Linked DNA regions of Homo sapiens: region 2 is linked to region 1. Evidence: chromatin loops called from intact Hi-C (ENCODE). Cell type or tissue: heart right ventricle. All regions are shown on one strand. Each heading gives the region's core, and the rest is flanking DNA. Links, peaks and the distances in the headings are about the cores only.

Region 1 (5,369 bases), core at 128-5,127:
TGGGATTACAGGCTCATGCCACCAGGCCTGGCTAATTTTTGTATTTTTAGTAGAGACGGGGTTTTACCATGTTGGCCAGGTTGGTCTCGAACTCCTGACCTCAGGTGATCTGCCTGCCTCGGCCTCCCAAAAAGGAGTGATTCTTTACTCTCACTTTGCAGATGAGGAAACTGAGACTGAGGCTGAGACAGAATTTAAACTCCCATTGATTTGGCTCCAAAGGCAGTGTTTTCTATGGCGCCACAGCTAGTCTCCAGCTAGTCAGCTGAAATGACTTCCAGACCAGAGGCATCTGAGGTGGAGACATCAGGGAAAGGAACATGCTGCTCACAGGACAGAGATGCTGGAGTTTTGCTCTTTAGTTCAGCTAAATCCGAGTTCTTGTCTGACGACCAGGAAAAAATTAAGCATGCGGACACATTGAAGGGTGAGGAGGGCAGAATTTATGAAGCAAAAGAAAAGCTCTCAGCAAAGAGAGGGGGTCTTGCAAGCAGGTTTCCAGCTCCCAAATTGAATACCAGGGCCCCCCAACATGAGCTGAAGAGGCCAGGCTCCTCCCCCTGCATAAGGTGACAATTCCTGGTGACTCCACCCCATTACCCCAGCACATGTGGGCCTCCAGTCTGCTGTGGGTGGACCCAGGCAGGCCCCTTGTGCAGGTTCCCTTACCTGCACAAAACTTCTGGTGTAAACACTTTTGGGGCAGGTCAGAGATTCTCTGGGGACCCTTCTCTATTTGCCTAGGCCTTTGTCTGCCCCCTGCCTCTACCAAGAGGAGCTGGAGATGGGGAGGGCCTATACTTACCTGCAAGGTACCTGGAGGAGGTGTCCAGGGCTGCTTTCTGTAATGTCAGGAGGCAGACACCAATGGCCAGGTTTTAAGCCTCGGTGGGAGAGGAAGGGCCTTCAGTAGATGAGTCAGGGGGCAGAATGGGTTCCCTTGTGCAGGGCTGGGCTGGGGAAAGCCTAATGAAGGGTGGTTTTTGCCCTCTAGCTTGCCCAGTCCCTGTAGCTGTCTCAGGAGTCCCAGCCCCACGGCAAGACTCTATCCTAGAGCACAGGTTTCCTTCCCGTCACATCACAACTCCCACAGCCCAGAAGTGGATGTCTCCAAGTATGTTCTCTGCTAGAGCTAACTAAATAAATGCATTCATATTGTTGGTTTTGGAGATTATTGGTTCAAGGGGTTTCTCCCAAATATTTGCATTTCAACAGCCTTGTTGATACTGGGTGCTGAAAATACAAAGATTAAGCCTCCTTCTCTTAAGCTCGTTAGAGTGGAAAAACAGACATTTCAATGAATGAGTGAGACACAAGGGGTTATGGTAAGATGTATGTGCAAAGGGTTCTGCTAGGTTTTTTTTTGCCCACGGAGAGAAGTGGATGAGTATAGGCCCTGAAGGAGATGTTCAAATGGGTATTTGAGGGATGAGTAAGAGATGTATACCAGGCTGAGGGGTCACTGGCAGGGAAGGCAGCATAATTGATGCCTGGAAACAATGATGGTCATTCTGCTCTGGCTAAAGTAGGCAGAGGCCAGGGGATTGGCCTAGTAGGACATCATAAGACATTTGGGCTGTTTCCTGTGGAAAGCTGGCGCCAAGAGATTTGAAATTGTTTGAAGCAGGGGAGAGGCCTAATCTGATTTGTGTGTTGGAAAGGTATTTCTGGTAACAGTGCGGAGGCTGGATGAGTCACTTGGAGAAAAGAAGACCACATTCCAGAGGGTTCCATGATGTGGACACTTTCAGCAGGTGGTGAGGGTGAGTTTGGGTCAAAGAGGCCTCTTCCCAGGATTCCAAGAAAGACTAGCTCTGGCCTTGGGGAAAGGAAGACAGCTGTAAGGAAATGCAGGACGTGGTGTCTGATCCTTGGAGAGGTTAGAGGGGGCAGTTTCACTCCACCACGCCAGCCCTTTGGTCCTCGGAGTCTCCCATTGGCACCCAAGGCTGGGGGTGACAGGTGGTTGGGGGGGGTACCGCCTTCACAGCTGCCTTAAAGAAACCTGTTATTCATGATCTCAGTAAATCCTGGGACTGGCCGGTGGGGGGCGTTGGCCTTTCCTGTGTTTGCTTCATAGGGGCCGTCAAGCTTTGCATGACTCTTCCACTTCCCGAGGTGGGGAATACCGCAGGAAACAGGCGCTGGGGTGATTTGGGGCCAGGAGGGGGTGTTTAGCCCGGAGAGAAAGCTGATCCCAGGCTTTGGGGAATCTTCCAGGGGTTGAGAGCCAGCTGGGGCGGGGCATGACTACTGAACATCTCTTGGGCCAAATAACTGGTTTTAAAATGCAGTTAAAGAGACAGGGGCATGTCCTGGTTAAGGACAGGGACTTTGCAGCCAGACTGGGAGTTCAAATCCTGGCCCTGCTGCTTCCTTGCTGTGTGCCTTAGGGAAGCCACTTTATTTCTCTGTGCCTTGGTCTTCTCATCTGTAACATGGGGGCAATCAGGATACCCACTTTGTAGGTTTGTTGCGAGGATTAAATGAGTTCATGCATCTGCAGCATTTAGTGCCGTGACAGCATCTGCCTCACTGCAGATGGGGGTGGCCTGAGCTCTCAGGAAGTCAATCCACCCAGGCACACCCTGGCCAGAGGCTCTTCCTTCCCTCCTCCAGTGTAGGCGGTAGCTGCACCCAGGAGGCCATCCTTCTCTCCCCCCAGTTCCTGCAGATGTCAGGACAAACAGGTGCCCAGACACACCCAATTAGAGTGCAAGGGGCGGCCCCCGCCCAGAGCCCTCACTGCCCAGACCATCCAACTGGACCCGAACCCCACCCCCACCAGATCAGCCCTAGCCTGGGACTTCAAAGTGGTTTATTTTGTTCCTTTTCCATTTGGATTCCAGGAATAGTTAATGGCGTGTGTTAGAGCAAAACAGCCATAACTTGCAGGCAGCGTTTCTCTCCAGATTAAACAGGTGCATAATCCCTCTTTAGCCAAGCTAAAGAGGCCGCAGCAGCTGGGGGCTCCCCATCTCTGTGGGCCCTTGCAGGGGCACTTTCCTCCTGTCTCTGATGCTCCCCAAATGTTCCTCTGTGCGGGGCCTCCCTGGCACCCCCAGTTGTCCTGGGCCACTGCAAACACCGTACTCCCTTACCACACTGAGCAAACCCACTTTGGTTGTGAGAGCCTGAGGTTAAAATAAAAAGTATTTCCCTGTTGGTATTGCTTTGGCTGCATGCACATGATTTCATGGGGGAATGTGTTAAGCCCAGTGGAAGCCGGGCCGGGACAGGTGCGTGGAGCCATCTAGGTGAGCTCTCCCTCTTCTCCCTCCCCTCCGAGGTGGCTCCCGGGTTAGGGAATGTTCCTGCATCTCCACAGGGACCATCTGGCGGAAAACCAGCCCAGCCCCACCCATGAGGGGCAAGGGTGAGACCTTGAAAGCCTTCTGCCCTGGTGTGGGCCGGGCGGCTCTCCTGGCCTGAGTTCTTTGCCAGCCTCTCTCTTCTGAAAGTTTCACAATCATGCTCTAATGGAAACAGCATGGTCAGAGAGGCTGGTGGCCCCTGAGATTGTGGCCGCGCAGTGATGGATGGGCCTGAGGACGGAGCGGTGGCCCACCTCCTGCTTGGCTCCAAAACGGAGCTGTTAGCACAGCCTGACTCAGATCATTTATCTCCAAGTCCCAGGGGATTTTTAAACAGCTGTGGAGTCGACCTTTTCCAGAGGGATCATGGTTCTGGCTTGTGGTAAGAAAAACACATACTGTCTGAACCCCAAAACCCAGGCCTGGATTCCTGGAGCTTTATTTCAGCATGGGGATGCTCCCATGCTGAACCTCCTCCCCAGTGTCTGGGCCATTCAAGCCGGCGCGGGGCTCAAACTCGGGACACATGGAGGTAGAAGGCATTTTTCTCTTTCCCTCCTCCCCACTGCCTCGTTTCTGTTAATCACCCAGGGGAGCAGGGCTTGGCAGCAACACATGGGCCTATCCACACCATCCCGCTGGCCAGGCAGCATCTTTCCACAGATGCAAAATCATTTTCTGTTCTTTCCCAGCTCTGCCCATGTCCCATGTCCCTATCTTGCCTCCCGCTTCCTCCCCTGCCTTATTTTCTGCTCTCCTTCCCAGGAGGTCTTGTTCCTGGGATGGCAGGAGTCCATCTGGGGTAGGTGCCCAGTCCCTGGTGCTGGCCTGAAGAAGACAAGTGCAGAGTGCACCGGCTGTGAGAGCAGCCCCTGCGCCTGTCCCTCTGCAGCAAGCATGGGCACATGGCGGCCTCCTCCTTGGTGTCCTTCTGTGACCTGCTGGAAGCCCAGCATGACCCTCGAGCACCTCATGGAGAGAGTTGGGGGGAGGAGAGGCTGGGTAGGAGCAGGGACAGGGCCTGGCCCTGCAGGAAGGGTGGGAGGTGGGCCTTGCTCACTCCGACTGGGAGGCCCTGGGTTCCCAGAGAAACCTGAGTGGGGCCAGGATGGACACAAAGTTCATAGTGAGGGAGACACAGACACAGGTGCCAATAGATGGCAACAAAGCAAAGACAGAGGAGGAGAGAGTCCAAGTACATGAACATCAGCACATCAGAAGGTGATCATCAGTGAGCCACAATGGCCAGAGAGGAACTGAGAGGGAAGTGGGAGAGTGGAGACACAGGGATAGGGGTGCAAGCCGCAGAGAGGCTGAGTGGGAGGGAGGAAGAGGGCGGAGGCTCCAGGGCCCCACACCCCCTGCCCAGCACCCCAGAGCCAACCTCACCACTGCCTGATGGGTCTGGACTCTGGGGAGGGACCTGGAGGCTAGGACCCCCCCAACACACACACACACACACACAAACACACACACACACACAAACACACACACACACACACACACACACACACACACACCCGTCCACACACCAACTTCCAGAAATGCCAGCCCAAGTTGGAGCCAAGGGAACAATGCTTTCCCCATCCACCCTGCCCACCTCAGGGCCCACCTGCAGAGAGGGGCCTCTTGGAGCTGGTGTGGGGGCCTCCCAAGCAGTTGTGTCCAAGTGAGTGGGAAGATTCTAGAGTTCATTAGATTCAGCTAAGGGCTCCCAGCATGCAGACATTGGCCTTCAGAAGATTCCCTGCTCTTCCTGCCTGGTCTGGATCCAGGTGGAGGGCACAGGGGCCTCTGGTGGACAGAGGACCTCAGGAAATCAGGACTAGCCTGGGGTGGTCCCAGCTGTGTCTGTGAAACTGGAGTGGTTTACCCCAGTAGGAGTTATGGAACCCAGTTGGGTATTCACTTCTGCATTGGTCTCTGAGCTGCCGCTACAGGGAGAAAATTTCAGTATTTCAATCTTGGGACTGTCAGGCCAGGTGTGATCTCCGAGGACAGCATAAGCAGGCTTCTTGGGGACATACTGCTCCTTGCTGGGACTTCCCTGGTCAC
Region 2 (5,369 bases), core at 211-5,210, 78 kb before region 1:
TTGCTCAGAATTGGTTTGCATGCCGGACCCTTGCTTTCCTGTTTTTGCCTCCTCCCACCCTGGGCCACCCCATCCCATCCTCGTGATCGTTGGGACGCCCCCTCGCCTGCCCAGCAAGGACACTTGATGGAGAGGCTGCCGGGTTATGGCTTCCTTCCTTAGCTGGCTCGCAGGCCCGTGGCCCCACAGATGTTCTCCCTGGGTTTGTTTTGATAGCCCGTTTTAAAAACAGTTCATATCCACCAACTGTTCAGATAATAGTATTCCAAGTGGCAAGCAACTGTGATTATTTTTGTCGCTGTTTACCCTGACAAGCACAGCTCAGCTGGAAAATATGGGGCCGGGGGGAATTCCCCTTCCTTGCTCTTCTAATTGTTGCCCATATTTGCCATAAGGAAGTTGCATTTTTGACTTTCTCTCACATTGAGCCCCATGTTCCCTGGGAAGGAGAGAAGAAGGCGAGAGAAATCAGATGGAGAAAATGCAGTATGGGGCCTATTGGAATCGATAACCCTCCTTCCAAGTCAGGCTGTTTCACTATCAACACTAAGAGGAGTTTTTGTGCACATGTGTGTGGTGACATAAAGAAAGCCTTGCTTGGGGTAGAGCTGGTACTTTGAACTGGCTCTCTCTCCAACATCTCAGACATCCCAGGCCTAAAATCGAACTTCTCGTTTGCCTATCCAGTTGCAGAAACACCTGTGGTCTCCCGTAAAAGTGCAAAAGACCCCCACTCCTTCCCCAGGTTCCCAGAACAGGCCGGCTGGTCCCTCTGACTGTTCCACTCCTCTGACCTCCAAAGTCAGTTATTTGTCAAGCCTGGCTGATTTTCCCGGGACTTTAAAAAATTCTCTTGCACCTATCCCTTCTTTTCCAGCCACACCACCTGCCCCACCGACAGTTGGCCCTTTCCCTGTCCCCTTTATTGCAGCGGTAATTTCAACCACATCCTGGCCTTCCATCCCTTTCCTCCCATTTCACCCTCATACCATGGCTAGGCCTAGCTTCCGAAAGCTTGACCCTGTTGCCACTTACCTGCTCAAAAATGCTTAGCAACTTCCCACTGTGTGCAGCCTTTGTCTGGCTTTCCAGGCCCTCCACGCCCTGGTCCCTGCCTGATCTCTCTGCTTCCCCATTCAGATCCCTCCCATGGTGTGCCCAAGCTCAGGATTTCTTGAACACACCTGTGCTTTCCAGCAGGGCTGCCACGTGGCTGATTCCATGGCTGCCCTTCCCTTCACTATTACCTGAATGTGCTTCCTAGAGGTGAATATGGTTCAGCCTGTATGACCAAATGGCCCCCAGGCCTTTGAATATGCTGCTTCCTCATTCTGAAGTGCCCTCCTCTCCCAGCTCCACCTGTCAAAATCACACTATTCTTCAAATGCCACTTCTTCCATGAAGCCATTGATGGTGATTCTTGCTGGAAAGGGCGGCTCTTGATCATGAAAATCTGAAAGACATTATATTGGAAGTGTTTATAATTTTCTTTGTATTTAGATGTCAGACTTTCTTACATAAAACCCAAACCTCCTTAAGAATAAAGGCTGTGAATTACTTTCCTGCATATAATCTGCTGTGCCTAGCAGTCGATTTTTGTTGGAGGAATGAAAGAATGAATGATTTATTTTGGGCTTGGGCGTGTACATTTCACTGATGACCCCTGGGTGCATTTAAATTTAGCACACCTGTCAGATCTCTCCTCATCCTTATTTGTTACTCTATGCTGCCAAGTTAGGTGGAGGATAGGGTAGGAACCTGGGGATGTTTTCTTCATTATCTACAGTCACATAATCACGAATCACAGATTCTCAGATACGAGCAAGTCCATCAGATACTGACGGCCCAGTGTTTTGCAAATGATTGCTCAGAGCTATGAGTCCCAGGACATGGGGGTTGTGCAGCAGAGGGAGGCTGTAGGAGAGGGAGCTTTGGGATTTTGCTCCTGCTCCAACCAGATCAGGTCTGCTTGTGTCTGTTTCACATTTTGAGGTCTGGTGGAATTTATCTTTACCAGAGGCCAAAAAGAATTTTTATGAAAAACAAAACCAAACCATAGATATAGTCCAAGTTGATAAAAATCCAAAACTTAAGAAAATGCCTGTCTAAACCTATCTGGAGGGATCTCAAAGAAAGTACATTCAACAGCTTGTAATCTATAGCAATCACCCGCACCATCACAGGATGGCCCCACAAAACAATCGTCAGACGCAAGACGTCCATAAGAGTCCAGGAAAGAGCTGGAGGAGACGAGTCACGCCAGGTTTTAGCTCCAGTTACGCCAGGAACAAGTTGTGCAATGCAGCGAGTCCTTTTTCCTCTCTAGACTCAGCATCTCATTTAAAAGCATGGCCCTAGCAGCCTAGGCTGGGTGGCTCAGTGGTTATTAAGGGCACAGGGAGACCTGAGTGGCACCAGCACAGCCCAGGGAGCCACTGAGAGAGGAGAGGTGCCCAGCAGTGACACAGCCAGCAAGTGTCTGCACAGGGAAGAAGCACCGAGAGCTGGTCATTCTGCTCTTAGCCTGAACTTGGTGATCTCAGAGGCCCGGCCCAGCTCTAACATCTGTGACTCAGCTGGCAGCCGCGTGGACCCCGTTGCTGGGGGAAATGCTGTGTGCACATTTATTCTGGGTTTGGATATTTAAAGAGCCGGGTGTGTTGAGGGACATTTCGGAAGTGCTTGGGGAGGGAGGGGACTGCAGACTGGGCTTTTCTTTAAACACTTATAGATATCCTGTCTTGATCTCTCGGTCCACAAAGAGTAATTTTCTTTCCCTAAGAAAGTGACGTGGGTCTTGCCCATTGTGTCCGCCTCGCTGGCTCCCGGCTGCGCAGCCCAGCAGGAAGCAGGTGGCCTGAGGTGAAACACATGCCCGGCCCGGCTCAGGCCATTTCTGGGTTCCTGTCCAAGGGCAGCCTTGCTCCCCACAGGGAAAACTTGGCATGCCCCCTAGACTGCTGGGCACCTGGGGCACAGGGCTGACCCTCCACCTGGGAGGAGAAGAATGGAGCTCTCTCTGAGCCCCCAGGGGTCCTGGCAAAGGTGGCAGCCGTGGACCCTGGGGACATGGGGCAGCCTGGGCTTCCTCTTCCGCACTTGCTGTTTTCACTGGCTCAGGAAGCTCTGACTGCAAGCTGGGATTTTGTTTCCAAATCCCTGCGTCATTTTTACTATTTGAATTGCCACTTTGGGCTGCTTTTAGGGAGGTGGCTCTTTTGTTGCTTTCCTCACTCAGGATGTTGTTTCCAGTAGATTTCCTCACAGACTCCGTCTGCTGCCTTTGTTTTCCCTTCTGGGCACAAACACAGAAATCTTCCAGAATGGAGACTGCATCAGTGAATCGGACCTGCCGTGCTGTGAGCCAGCACAGTTTAATTTTTCTCTTAGGACATTTATTGTTTTTTATTTCTGCTTTCAGAGGTCATTGTGTCTACATGCTCATTATAGCACATTTGAAAAATATGGGAAACACATATAGGTGATATAGGAGGAAAATGAATATCACCCATAGGCTCAGTAGCCAGAGATCTACCTAGAATTCCGGTGATAATTTTTGTTTTGTTTTGTTTTGTTTTAAATTGGGCTCATACTGCACACATTGCTAAGGAACCTGCTGCTTACACCCAACCCTGTATCCTTAACACTGTCCCATGCTCTTTTATTTTTTGCAGACACAGTTTTTTGTTTTTGTTTTTTGTTTCGTTTTTGTTTTTTTGACAGAGTCTCACCCTGCTGCCCAGGGTGGAGTGCAGTGGCCTGATCTCTGCTCACTGCAACCTCCGCCCCCCAGGTTCAAGCAATTCTCCTGCCTCAGGCTCCCAAGTAGCTGGGATTACAGGTGCACAACACCACACTCGGCTAATTTTTGTATTTTTGGTAGAAGATGGGGTTTCACCATGTTGGCCAGGCTGGTCTCGAACTCCTGACCTCAAGTGATCCTCCTGCCTCAGCCTCCCAAAGTGCTGGGATTACAGGTGTGAGCCACCGTGCCAGGCCGCAGACACAGTTTTTAAGTCCCTACAGCTCTCCTTTGGCCTTGCCACCAACAATGCTGTGTCAAAGACGTTAGCCGGTGTGAAGGAGGAACGAGGACAGGAAAACAGAGTATGTCACACAATACACATCTACATGCAAAGCCCAGATGGGTGAAGTTGTGGGTGGCTTTTCTTTTCTTTCTTCTCTTCTAGAGTGTGCACATTTTTCTGTCACAAACACAGGAGAAGAGACAGAATAATGTGGTGATCGGAAGCGCAGGCTTGGGCAACCTGCTGTATGGGTGCAACTCTGCCACTAACCAGATGAGGTGCTTAATGGCAGTGTGCCTCAGTTTCTTCATCTCTAAAGTGTGAACAATAATGCTACCTGCCTCACGTGTCAGTTTTGAAGATGCAGGTGAAGTCCAGTAAATACCCAGTACTCAGTGACAGTTATGGCTTTATATGAACATTGTGATCATAAAAAGTCTGGGCGGGCACAGTGGCTCATGCCTGTAATACCAACACTTTGGGAGGCCAAGGTGGATGCATTACCTGAGGTCAGGAGTTTGAGACCAGGCTGGCCAACATGATGAAACCTCGTCTACTAAAAATGCAAAAATTTAGCCAGGCACGGTGGCTGGTGCCTGTAATCCCAGCTACTCAGGAGGCTGAGGTAGGAGAATCACTTGAACCCAGGAGGCAGAGGTTGCAGTGAGCTGAGATCGTGCCACTGCACTCCAGCCTGGGCAACAAGAGTGAAACTCCATCTCCAAAAATAAAAATAAAACAAAATAAAAATAAATAAATAAAACATCTAAAAGTCCCTGCTATGGGCTGAATTTGGTCCCTACAAATACATCTGTTGAAGTTCAACCCTCAGCACCTCAGAATGTGACTGTTTTGGAGACAGCATCCTTACAATGGTAATTAAGTTAAAATGAGGTCATTGGAGTGGGCCCTAACCCAATACTGCTGTGTCATAACAAGAAGATGCAGAGACATCAGGGATGCGCTTGCACAGGGGAAAGGCCATGTGAGGACACAGCAAGAAGGCGGCTGCCTCCCAGCCAAGGAGACAGGCCCCAGGAGAAACCCAACCTGCCCACAGGTTGATCTTGGACTTTCAGCTTCCAGAACGGTGGGAAAACAGACTTTCATTGGGTAAGCCACCCAGTCTGTGGTACTTTGTTATGGAAGCCCTAGCAAAACAATGCAGTTCCTTAACAAGAACATCAGTGTCATAGTTGCTCATCTAAGTGCAGTGCAGAAGCAGGTGATATACCCTAGACAAGTGGAAAACAGCTCGACTGCGGGCCCGGCAGTTCCTGCCCACCAGCCTCCCCTCAAGGCGAGCCCCCCCTCGCCTTTGCAGGGTACCCGGTGGCTGCA

What was found. Hi-C counts contacts between places; a loop is a spot of excess contacts. Peaks named below come from ENCODE experiments on the same cell type or tissue, not always from the same donor. Only the 100,000 strongest peaks of a DNase experiment are listed, where the experiment ranks them.
Region 2: it touches region 1 in a loop (2.2-fold over the local background); 8 of 110 quality-filtered maps call a loop at or near these places.

Annotation. Positions count from the first base shown.
Region 1 is chr10:31,617,174-31,622,542 of GRCh38, reverse strand. LOC105376484 (a long non-coding RNA gene) reads left to right here and starts at 1,570. Exons shown (of 3, transcript XR_930803.3): 1 at 1,570-1,763. It also overlaps the pseudogene GLUD1P5. RefSeq lists an enhancer at 5,247-5,369. In heart right ventricle, for the core only: a CTCF peak has its summit at 2,058 (motif pointing right); DNase peaks (open chromatin) are centred at 2,152, 2,681 and 3,906; H3K27ac peaks cover 4,515 bases.
Region 2 is chr10:31,695,240-31,700,608 of GRCh38, reverse strand. All of the region lies in intron 1 of MACORIS (macrophage enriched lincRNA repressor of IFN-gamma signaling), which reads left to right. Among named protein-coding and RNA genes, the nearest start is that of MACORIS, 9.5 kb to the left of the region's middle. RefSeq lists an enhancer at 4,839-5,369. In heart right ventricle, for the core only: no CTCF peak of the experiment used is centred there; DNase peaks (open chromatin) are centred at 263, 1,886, 2,308 and 2,568; H3K4me3 peaks cover 2,169 bases; H3K27ac peaks cover 5,000 bases.